Linked DNA regions of Homo sapiens: regions 2 and 3 are each linked to region 1. The links are chromatin contacts, found by Hi-C or POLR2A ChIA-PET in ENCODE. All regions are on one chromosome and are shown on one strand. Each heading gives the region's core, a stretch centred on a gene start or an enhancer-like site at or near the end of the contact. The rest is flanking DNA. Distances are from core to core; before and after follow the strand shown.

The links. A loop is a pair of places that touch in the nucleus more often than their neighbours do. ChIA-PET counts read pairs that join two places held with the same protein, here RNA polymerase II (POLR2A). Pooled maps may share reads with other maps.
Region 2: a loop to region 1 is called in a pooled map, with 27 times the contacts of the local background. The contact joins the promoter of ZNF217 here to the promoter of RBM38 in region 1. A Hi-C loop is called at or near these places in 6 of 37 single-sample maps with no recorded cell type and 14 of 50 pooled maps. POLR2A ChIA-PET finds 5 or more read pairs at or near these places in 1 of 52 experiments (T-cell).
Region 3: a loop to region 1 is called in a map with no recorded cell type, with 10 times the contacts of the local background. The contact joins the promoter of LSM14B here to the promoter of RBM38 in region 1. A Hi-C loop is called at or near these places in 2 of 37 single-sample maps with no recorded cell type and 6 of 50 pooled maps.

What each region holds. Positions count from the first base shown.
Region 1 is chr20:57,389,807-57,393,430 of GRCh38, reverse strand. RBM38 (RNA binding motif protein 38) reads right to left here and starts at 2,035. Exons shown (of 4, transcript NM_017495.6): 1 at 1,613-2,035; 2 at 654-777; 3 at 98-152. The coding sequence starts at 1,849. RBM38-AS1 (RBM38 antisense RNA 1) reads left to right here and starts at 375. Exons shown (of 2, transcript NR_149006.1): 1 at 375-1,152. RefSeq lists enhancers at 373-562, 1,317-1,816, 1,817-2,318 and silencers at 1,413-1,602, 1,953-2,352.
Region 2 is chr20:53,591,939-53,595,553 of GRCh38, reverse strand. ZNF217 (zinc finger protein 217) reads left to right here and starts at 1,715. Exons shown (of 6, transcript NM_006526.3): 1 at 1,715-1,798. RefSeq lists silencers at 695-1,534, 1,625-1,704, 2,195-2,344, 2,765-3,004.
Region 3 is chr20:62,120,626-62,124,501 of GRCh38, reverse strand. It overlaps LSM14B (LSM family member 14B), which reads right to left and starts at 2,027. Exons shown (of 9, transcript NM_144703.3): 1 at 1,709-2,027. The coding sequence starts at 1,835. It overlaps LOC105372706 (a long non-coding RNA gene), which reads left to right and starts at 818. Exons shown (of 3, transcript XR_936963.2): 1 at 818-1,046. RefSeq lists enhancers at 451-1,138, 1,139-1,827, 1,828-2,515 and silencers at 1,179-1,718, 1,879-2,968.

The sequences.
Region 1 (3,624 bases), core at 786-3,285:
ACTGTCATTTCCCCAGCCTTCCAGACCCAGGAAGCCCAAGGCCCTCTCCACTTCATCTCCACGGACTACCCACCCCAAGCCAGCCATGTCCACTCACCCGTAAGTCCGCTGGATCAAGGTGGGGTGCAGCTGCTGCACCCCAATGGCAAAGCCTAAAACGAGAGAACAATCAGGGACTTGGCCTTGCTGCACGAGCCACGTCTCAAGGGCTGCACACAGGGTGGCAGAATCCCACAAGCCACACACCTCTAGTCAAAAGGGATCATCCGCTTCCTCTCCCCTCCCAGGCCTCCCCCTTGTGAACCCCAAGGCACACCGCTGAAGTGTGGCAGTGAGTGACGCAGGTGTCAGCAGCCACTGGTGTCGGCACTCCCAACCTCCAGGCCCCATGGCCACTTCCTCCCTCCTGCGAGGACAGCTGGCAACTGGGGTGCAGTACCCTCCCTGCCCCCCGCCCCCTTCTTTGGGCCACACGCTGTGAGAAGGGGTCTAGATCCTCGAGGGGGGGATGGCTGCCCTGTGCCGGCTCTGCAGGCACATGATAGCCGACTGCCACTGCTGGGGCGAGGAGGGGGGGCCTCTTTCCACCCGACAGATACCGACACCCAATATAGAAACCGAGAAGAGCCAGGCAGGAAAACACAAGCTCTCACCCGTCTGGAGGCTCCGCGGCTTGGCGCCCAGATATGCCAGGTTCACGTTGGCCTTGCGGCCGTCGATGATGGGGTTCGGGTCTTTGCAAGCCCTCTCAGCTGCCGCCCGGTCGGCCATGGTCACCTGGTGGAGCAGAGACACATCAGGGGCTGCCGTGGGGGGAACCAGGGGCGAAAGGGGCAGACGGCTCCGCCCTGGCACCGGATGCTGCCACCCCTCTCTTCCCTTCCTCTGAGGGTGCCTGTGACCCAGGGTCCTTGAGCCAAAGCTCCTCTGAACCCTACCTGGGGCTCTCCCACAAAGATGCCTCCTGGATTCCAGCTCCTCCCGTCAAAGTTCAAGGCCTGGGAAATGTGGCCTTCAAGGACAAAAATAATCCCCTGCGGGGATAGGGCAAAAATGAACCCCGAAGGGAGCTTGGGGGGCCGCCTGGACTTGCCCACCAGTGAGGGCCGAGACTTTCCTCTGAGAAGGAGTTTGCGACGCTATGCTTGGAAGGTAAGCAGGAAAGTGTCTTCAAGACGTTTTTACTTAAGCTGATGTTTATTTGGGGCGGCTGAGAGGGCTGTTAAAAATATGGGGGAGGCCGAAGAGCTCCTAACACCCCGGGGTGGAGCCATTGCTCCTCACCCCCCGCTGCTCCAGGAAATCCCGAGTGCCCTCTGGCTCCAAAACCTCCCCACCAACTTAGGAGTCCTAATTGAACACAGCGGCTCTTCCTTTTAAACCGGGGGTGGGGGTGGGGGTGGGGGTGGGGGTGGGGGCCGGGGCCTGGGGTGGTGGGGGCGGGACCGGCAGGAGCGCGCCCGGGAGAGGCGGCAGGTGCGGGCGCCGGCTGGAGGCGCCTGGGGCGGGGGCGGCAGCGGGCCGTCTGGGCGTGTGCCCCGGAGTGGACTCGGCGCCCGGGCCGCGATAAGGTGTGCGGCGGGGTGCGGGCCCGGGCGCGGGGGCCACTTACGAAGCCGTAGCCGCGGGACTTGCCCGTCTGGCGGTCGGTGATGACCACGGCCTCCTCGATGTCGCCGAAGCCCTCGAAGTACTTCCTGAGCGAGGCGTCGGTAGTGTGGTACGGCAGGCCGCCCACGAAGATCTTGGTGAACGTGGTGTCCTTCTGCGAGCCGTGCATGGCGCCGGGGGCGGCCAGGGGCCGCGGGAAGCCCGCGCTCGGGGCGCACGGCGCGGGCTGCAGCAGCATGGGGGGCGCCCCGCCGCCTACGGACCCGGGCCGCGCGGGGCTGCGCTCATGGGGGGCGGCGGGGAGCGCGCGGGGCAGCGAGGGGCGCCCGTCCAGCCGCCAGGCCCGACCACTCCGGCGCCCGTCCCGCCGTGCGCGCCGACGTGCGCCGCGCTGCGCTCCCGACCGGCGCTGCGGGGACTCTGCGCCCCGGCACCGCCCCCGGGCTTTGTAGCCTGCCGCCCCCGCCAGCTCAGCCCCGCCCCCAGCCGGCCCCGCCCCGCCCCGGGCGCGCGGGGACCGCCGGGAAGCGTAGTTCTAACCCCGCCCAGCCGCACCCGGGCGCGCGGCGATTGGGGGGAGGGGGGAGGGGAGCGCACGCGGGCTGAGGGCGGATCCGGGCCTGGGGGCGCTGGGCGCGCCTTTCTCTCCTGGCTGCCCCCGCGGGCCCGGCCGGTTGCAGGCACTAAGCACAACCCTGAACTAGGGAGGCCAGGCCCCTTCCCTCGTGGAGCGCACCGTCTGGTGAATTAAACGTAAAAAACGTAAAAAAACGTAAACGGTTTTTAGCATCTTGTTAATTGAGTCGGTATTTAACCCAGGGCGACTTAGGGAAGAGCCACGTGCCATATTAAAAAAGGGAAATGATTTCTGTTTTATATGTAAGATTAGTTCATCCGACCGATATTTACTCTGGGCGCGAGGCTGCAGCGGAGCACAGATCATATTCCCTGGCCCCACGGAGCGTCCAGGACTGAGAATTCGGCTAGTAAACATACAGCATACGACCCCGGAGGGAGCTACACCACGGTGCCGCGATAGAAGCGGGTCCCGGGCGGTCTCAGAGGCCCCGCGGGAGATGAGGTGGGCAGAGGAAGCAGGTGTGGGCTCTTTCCAGCTCCACCCCGTTCTGGGCTGGTGTCAGGGACCCTTGGGGCGAGTAAGAGCAGACCCGGGTCCCTCATCCGGCCCCCAGCCATAGAAAGGCGGCGCATAGTGGGGCTCTGTGAGCTTCACACCAGGCAGGGCCAGCCACAGAATTTTCGGGGCCCAGTGCAAAATGCAAACGCGGGGCCCCTTATTCAAAAGCTAGGAATTTCAAGTTGGCAGCGGTTGAGCATGAAACTCAGCCCCGGGCTTTCCTGAGCGAAGGGAAGGGCCGTGTGACTGCACAGACCCCGGGATCCCGGACCTGCGGGTCACACCCTCCACCTCTGAAGCCGGGACTAGGGGCCTCAAGCCCGCCTCATCTCCAGCCCCCGCGGTTGGGACCTATGCAGCTGGGAAACAGCAGCTCTAATTGGGGTCACTCCCGGCCCCAGCCCTGCGGCCTCCTCTCAGCACAGGGCGACGCAGGTGGGGTCTGTGGGGACTGGGAGTGGCACTCCGTGGGCTGTGGGGGACCGCAAGGCCGGCGAGGAGTTCCCCTCGTTTCCTCCAGCACCGAGGAGTTCTCCGCGTTTCCTCCAGCCCTCTGCCCTGGCTGCCGGCGGGGAGGAGTCTGCCCGCCCCCTCCCCCACTCCACGGCCCACGCTCCACGCGGCAGCCTTGACCTCTGACCTCTCCCTCCCCCAGCTCCCGCTCTAGCCCTCTGCACAGTGGGGATGGGACCCCCGAGTCTTCCGGAAGCCTGGGCGTCCTTTCCTCCCTTCCCCCTTCGTTCCTCGTTCCTGGCGCTCCTGCCCCCGCTTGCGGCCCCCGTTGCCCTTCATCCCGCGTGGTTTCCTCTCCTTCCTTCGCGGAGTTTCCCACCTCCCCGGCCCTGTGTGTTCGCCTGCCTGGAGCCCCTCCCCTG
Region 2 (3,615 bases), core at 466-2,965, 3.8 Mb after region 1:
AGTAGTTATATATAAAATGACAGCAAAACATGACACTTGGCAAATTCTTCCCCTTTGCTGAGCTGTCTTCTCAAATTCCTTTTCCTATTTATTAAGATTGCATTGCTCACCAGCTCCGGATCGTTTCTGTAGTGCGTTCTTTCTTTTGATTTAGGAAATAGATATTTTAAATGCTTTTCTTGATGTGTTTTAAAGTTTTTTCATTTTGGATATGCTGAAGGCCGGTAAAAACACAAATATTTGGCTATTTTGTTAGTAGCGACTTGCATAGATCCATTTCACATTTGCATTAGTTTGCATTTTGGGGTAGAAAAATTGTGGATGTGCTTGTTATGTCTATGGTTCCTCGAAGCTTATTTAAAATGGGGAAATATCACAGGCCTTAGGAATCAGGATCTTTTTTTTGTCCTTTTTTTCAGTAAGGAAAGAAAACATTTGGGAAACGCTTTAAATGAGTTGTGCGTAGGGAGGAGGGGAAAGGGTAGCGGTTTTTTTTTTTTTTTTTTTGTCCCTTTTTTTGTCCCCGGTTTCCTCCAAATGGATTTCTATCAAAACCAAGTAGATTCTTGGAACCTAGGCTAAGTTTAGAAATCTCAAGTTAGAATAGCGCAAGCCCAGCCCTTTCAGAAAAAAAAAAATCACAACAATTAAATAGCTTTCTGAAGATACTCATTTAAAAACTGTTTATCTTCTCGACCTTCCTCAAGCTTGAAGAAAATCTTTGGTGTTTTTCGCGCACAGCTGCCTTCTAACCCGCGAGCAACGGCGTTAAGGTTTTTGTTTGTAATTCGGGGTGACCCAGGGGTTCGGGCCGCGGGCCCCTCCCCTCGCCCGCGCACACCTTGCAGAGGAGGGGGCGGCGGGGACAGGGCCGGATCTGCGCCTGCGCACACCCTCGCGGCCCCCTCCCTCCGGCCTCCCCGGGTACCTGTCACGGCTACCGCCGCGGCGCGCGCCCGCCACGTTAAGCCGGATGGCGGGAGGAGGGGTGCGGGGCGGGGGGCGCGGGGAGGGTGGCACGGCGCGCGCGTGCGCGGGAGTCGCCGAGCGAGAACTGGGAGTGCGCGCGCTCGCCGCTCGCTCCCGTCCCGGAGGCGGAGTCGGCGGCGGGGGGCGGAGCAGGGGCGCGCCTATGCTAGTCACGTGGGCGCTGGGGCGGGGCCGGGGCGGTGTGGGGCGTGGCCGGGCGGCCGGTGAAGGCAGGGGGCGGGGCGGCCGGTGAAGGCAGGGGGCGGGGCGTCTCCGAGCGGCGGGGCCGAGGGAGGGCGCAACAGCTGCTCCCTGAACACTTTCTGACCCAACAGTCCCCCAGCGCCGGACGCGCCGCGCCCCGGCGGCTCTAGGGACCCCCCGCGCCTGCACTGTCCCCGCGCGGACGAGTAGGGGGCGCCCGCGCCTTTGCCCCCGTGCGCACCCCCGCCCCGCTCACCTTAGCCCCGCGCCCGAGGTGAGCCCGGCCCCTATATTCTCCGGGCGGGGGTGGGGGTGGGGGACGCTCCTTTTTTGTTGGGGGGGGGTCTTGGAGGCGCGAAGGCACTAGGCTCCTCGGCGGATGGCTGCACCCCTCGCCCGCGGCTCCCCGTGTCTTTTGGGGGGCCGGGTGCGGGCGCGGAATCCGGGAGGTGTCCGCACAAAAGGCTGAGAGAAACTCCGCGACGCCTCCCTCCCTCCCTCCGCCCTCCCCGCCCCCTCCCCTCCGCGCCCGCTCCTCCTCATTCAAACCCGGCCGGCCCGAGTGGTGTCAGCTCAGTCCCGGCCGCCGCCGCGCGAGGAAATGGCCGAGGAGCCGGAGCCGCAGGTAAAGGGGGCGCGCCCCCCGCCCGCGCCAGCCGGGGCGCCCGCCCGGTCCTGCGGAGGCTCCCGCGCCGCCCCCGAGGCGCCCGGCTCTCGTTGTCTTGTCCCCCCCCAGGATGACCTCAGTTCCCCGTCTCAGCTTTCTATCCGCTCCTCTAGGGCGCCCCCTCCCCAGCCGGCTCCTGCGCTTCCGCCCGCGGGAAGGTGCGGGCGATCCCGGGCTGCATCCGCTCTTGGCCGTCACACTCACGCCGCACGATTCAGAGGGGCTTGGGGTGCGGGGTTCCCTGAATCTCCGCCGGGAGCGGGGGTCTGCGGGGGTGGGCGGTGGGGGGCTGTTCCGAAAAGTTGGGTCGCCCCGCGGGGCGGGTCTCCCAATTTGCCCAGTTGGCCCTTGGGGCGCGGGCGGAGGGGGAACGTCGGCGTAGGGTCCCCCCGCGATGCCCGGGGAAGGGCCGGGGCAAGTTGGAAGCGGCCAAAACAATGCGTCCGGACGGGCATCCCCCCGTAAACAATGGCCGGGACGGTCCACTCGGGCCGGGCGGAGGGCGCCTCTAAGGGACCGCGGGAGGGGCTGGGCCTCGCCGCGGACCCCGACGCGCGCCCCGTGACTCCCTCGGGTGCCCAAAAATCTGTCCCCGGGAGTCTTGGGGCGCCTGCTCATCCCTGAACAGGGATGCACGGGGCTGCGTTTCCTGGATGTGTGCGATAAGGTGGCTTTTTTTTTCCCTCCTCTAATTTTAAAGATTTTTTTAAGTCTTAATGTTCTATAAACACTTAAAGAATATCTTTACAACTCAATTCTAGTGGAACACCCAAAGCCAGCTGGAAGCAGAACTGGGAACTCTAAAGGGCAGGAAGGATTGAAATGCTAGCCCAAAAGTGCTGCTGCTTTTTTTTTTCTTTTCTTTTTTTTTTTTTTTAAGGGAAGTTTCTGCCAGGAGGTGCCGAGTGGTGAAACCGCTCAGTTTCAGGCACAGCCCTCTTGTCTCTCGATTTGGCCCCGACTGCGAGCCGGACGGGATGGTGGAGAGGCGGAGGGCGCTGCTGGGGGCCCGGGAGGCTGGATTTGGGGCTGCCTGGGCGGTCCCGCCCGAGGGGCAAGACCCGGCACGCGGGGCGCGCGCCGGAACCTGGGTCCCGGGAGTTTGAGAAGATGTTCAGGGCCCGGGTTGGAACCCACATTTTGGGATTCTGGGTAGGGCCACCGAAGACGGGAAGGCGCTTTCTTGGGCGGGTGGGGGTGGGGTGAGCAGGCAGGGAGTTTTCCGCCAGGTTTAGTTACAGGAGCTAGAAAAGGCCACTTCTGGGACCCTGGCATCTGGGCCGCCCTGAGAGCCCCAGAAACTTTTTTTTCTTTTTCTTTCCCCCCACCCCCCAGAAAAGGGTAGTCATTTCAGGTTTAAGGCTTTGGTGTATTGTTCTACCTCGAAATTCCTTGAGCCTCAGTTTATCTTCCTGAATCAGTCTATGGGGCTTGGAGCGTTGAACATTCCTAAACACGGAGAAAGTAAATGGCGGTTGCAGTGGTCCACTGGCCAGTTTGGGGGTCCTGTATTATTGGCCACTGTGTGTCCTACAGCGTAGCTAGGTTTTTCAGTTTTCTAGATCGTTTGGAAGCATTAAGCTGTATGTTTTAAGAAGCCTAGGTCTGATTTAGTTCAGGTTGATTCAATTATGTCTTCATTGCTTTTGAGTTGGTTGAATGACTTGACATGAGATTAAGCTCAACAAAAGAAAAGGCGAGGTAGCAACAGCTGCCGTCCAGGCCTGGCCACTAGGTAGGGGTCTTAGGAGGCCTTTTACCTTCTCTTTTGTATA
Region 3 (3,876 bases), core at 778-3,277, 4.7 Mb before region 1:
AGCACCCCAGGTCCACATTTCAACAACTACTTAATGCCCCGATTTTCAATGGACAGTGCTGATAATGCACCAATTGGTGAAGCTCCAGACAACAGACAGCTCTAGATCACAAAGATGACAAGGAACAATTTCACAGACTGACAGTCTGATGTGCGAAGGCACCAACGTACAGAGCTCTCAGCAAAACAAGGCTTGCTTCGTAAGGCCTCCCTGTTCACGTTTGACTCTGTAGATCCAACAGCCAGCCGGCTGCTTTATGCCCAAAGCCTCACCGCACATTGCGCCTGAGGAGGCAGTTTTCTCACAAAGGAATCTAGACGAGTGTTGCCCTTACCCTTCTATCCATAACAAACCTTGGAACAGCTGTAACAGAAAACAAAGGGAGACAGGGTCCCAGGATTATGGACCTCTGACCCCGGCTTCCGCATCTATAAGGAATTGAGTCTACTAACCCCTAACCAGCAGGCTTCCAGGAGCGCCCAAGTCTCTTTCTAGCAAGCCTCTAGGGGCAGAGGTGGGTGGGACAGCAGCCTCTAACTGGTAAGACACAACTCCTGCTAACTCCTGGGCCTACTCTGGGCCTCAGCTTCTCTAACTGGGCTCTCCTGTAATAAGTGTAGTGAGGTTCCATGGCTGCAAGTGAGTGCATAGCCCTGGCATACTCAACAAGCTCCTGAAGCCACGCAGGAGACGGGCTTCAAAAGGAGACACTCCCTGTTTGGAATGAGTGCGTTCTTCTACACATGAAGTTCCCTGTGACCTAAGCAGCGTTTCAGACGCGTCTAGACACTTCAAGAACCCCTGGGAGCCTAGCGCCAGATCCAGCACACACACGGGCTTAGGCAGACGTGGCTCCACGGGCACTTTTCTCTGAGAGGCAGGGGAAGTGCACTCCCCGTCTTCTCTGGGTGATGAAGACAAAGAAACTCTGGACCACCCGCTGCCTCAACAACCTCAGAGATTCTGACTCTAAAGAGCCCCCCTCCTGTAAGTCCTCCAGCGGCCACAGCCGGTTACGAGCACCCACAGGCGGCTGTCACCAAAAGGTAAGCCCCACAGTGGGAAGGTCAGGATAGAGCAGGAGAACCGTTTAAACCGGGGCATCTGGCTGCCAACGGATGCTTCTGCCTTGGCAGGAGGCCGCATTAGGACGCGGTATTTGTTCAGGATCAAGGCCCCAGCTGTCTAATAAGTTCCAGAAAGGCTTGCAGGATTCGCGTGTTGTGACCCCACCCCCAGCCTTCGGGAGACGCCGGGACACTGGCCCCGCCACCCGACCTCGAGGCTCCCCCGCAGGGATCCCCCCAGGCTGGCGGGGAGGAGGCCCGCTGACGGGAGCCGCCCTGCTCCTCGGAGCTGGCACCTGCAGAGGTGGGCTGGGCGGCCGAGGGGGCGGCACCGCGGGGGCCGGGCCCGCCCCTCACCAAACACCGCCGGGCGCCCGCGCACAATCCCGCCGCCCTGGGAGCCCAGGGAGACCATTGTGCGGCCGGCTACGCTGGGGGAGGGTGGCGCGCGGGAAGGGGGCGCCTCGGGGGCGTCCGGGGTGAAGGCGCGGGCAGGGGATCTCGGGCCGGGTGTGCCCTGGGTGGGTTCTGGGCGGGGTCTGGGCGCCAGGCTCCGGGGCGCCCCGGGGCGGGGAGGGCACCGCAGGCCGGGGCTGTTGGCGGACGGGGGTCAGCGGGCTCGGGCGGGCGGCGGCCGCTACCTTTGGCGAGCGCCACGGTGGAGTTGTCGGTGTCGATGGTGTAGAGAATGCCCTCGTAGCGGATCTGCGCCTTGGAGATGAGGCTGATCTTGCTGCCCAGATACGGGGTGCCTGAGGAGCCGCTCATGGCGGCGGCCGGGGTGCGTCGGGCCGCGGTGGGGAAGGAGCGCCGGGCCGCGGCCCGCTCCGCCGCCGCGCGGTGGCCTGGCCGCCCGCTCCTGCGCTCCTCCGCCCGCCGCCGCCTCCGCCTGGGCGCCTCCTCGCCACCGCCCGAGGGGCCTGCGCGGGCACCGAGCGAACCAAGAAGGGGCGCGCGACTGGGGCTCTGAGAGGAGCGCGGGGGAGGAGGGGCCGCCGCAGCCACATCCGGGGCCTCGCGCCGCCACGCACCGCCACGCACCGCCCCTTCACGCTCGCCGCCCATTGGCTCGCCGCGCCCGCCGTCCTTTAAATATGGCCGGGCCGCCAGCTGGGGGGCGGGCCCTCGCGTCGTTCCTGCGCAGCAAGGCGCCGCTGGCCGGGGGCGGGTCTCCCCGGCGATCCGCCCCACCCTCGGCCGGCTCCCGGCGGGCCCCTCGCGGAGCTGGGAGCACGAGACTGAGCGGGCGGGGGGAGGGGTGGGAAGCGGCCCGGGAGGAGCGCGCGTGCGCGTGGGCGGGCGGCTGCGGTTTGCACGCTCAGTGGGCGGGACCGGGGAGGAGCGCCAGGCCCCGCCCGCGCGCGTGCCGGCGCCGCCCCGGACCCTGGGCGCCGCGAACACGGGGGCTTTGCCCCCTTGGCCTCAGTTTCCCCTCCTACAGAAGTGGGGTCCGGACGACTCCCCTATCTTGGGCCAGATGCGCCTATAGCCCTCACCCTCATGGGGGACCGGGGAGTGGCGGAGGCCCTGGGCGCCGGGTGTTCCCGGGCAGCCCCGGGACTCCCGCCCCAGTGCCCAGGTGCCGGCGGGGGGCGGGCGCGGCGGCAGCTCCCGGGAAGGCGGCGCTTCCGGCGTGGCAGCCTCTAAATATAACATGCTGAGCACACTTTCTCTTTTAATCCTGCCCCTCCTCCCAAAGCCTGCCGCAGCTTTCCATTTCCCTTAAAATAAATTCTGACTGGCTACCGGGGGCCTCGGAGCCTCCGCTCGTACCCGGGGCTGCGGCCCGGAGGCCTTGCCCACCTCCCCGGCCGTGGAGGAAGCTCGGCCGCCCGCCGTCGCTTAGCTGCGGGCCCTCCTCGCGTATACTCCGCGTGATTAGTGACCGAGGGCGCGCGGTGTGTGCTTTTTTTGCTTCCGTCTTGACCGTGAACATCATCAGATCACGGACCAATATTGGGTCCTGGAAAAAAAAAGTAGTGGGTGGTGACTATAAAAATGCAATAGGCTGGGCGCGGTGGCTCACGCCTGTAATCCCAACACTTTGGGAGGCGGAGGCGGGCGGATCACTTGAGGTGAGGAGTTCAAGACCAGCCTGGGCAAAATGGTGAAACCCTGTCTCTACTCTAAAAATACAAAAAAACTAGCCGGGCGTGGTGACAGACACGTGTAATCCCCAGCTACTCGGGAGTCTGAGGCAGGAGAATCGCTTGAGCCTGAGACGTGAAGATTGCAGTCAGCAGAGATCTCACCACTGCATTCCAGCCTGGGCGACAGAGCTAGACCCCGTCTCAAGAAAAATAATAATAAAAATGAAATAGAATAAGCTAGAAGATATCAGATGGCGTGGTGGGTGGCTCATGCCTGTAATCTCAGCACTCTGGGAGGCCGAAGCGGGAAGATCACTGGAGGCCAGGAGTTTGAGATCAGCCTGGGCGACATATGGAGACCCCATCTCTACAAAAAAAAAAAAAACTTTAAAAAAAATTGGGCGAGTGTGGGGGCACATACTTGTAGTTCCAGCTCCTGGGGAGGTGGAGGCAGAGGCGGGAGGATCACTTGAGCCCAGGAGTTGGAGGCTGCAATGAGCTGTGATTGGACTACTGCACGCAGGGGTGGCAGCAAGACCCTATTTCTAAAGGAAAAAAAGAAAATAATAGTATCTCGCATGGTGAAAGTAAGTATTATTTTGTGAAATATTTAATTCACCTGTTTGTGTAAGTGTGGACTTGGTAAGGACCTAGAATGTGTTTCTGACTATAATAAGAAGATCTTACCTGCCCTGCAGGGTAGACGCTGTGACTCCCCA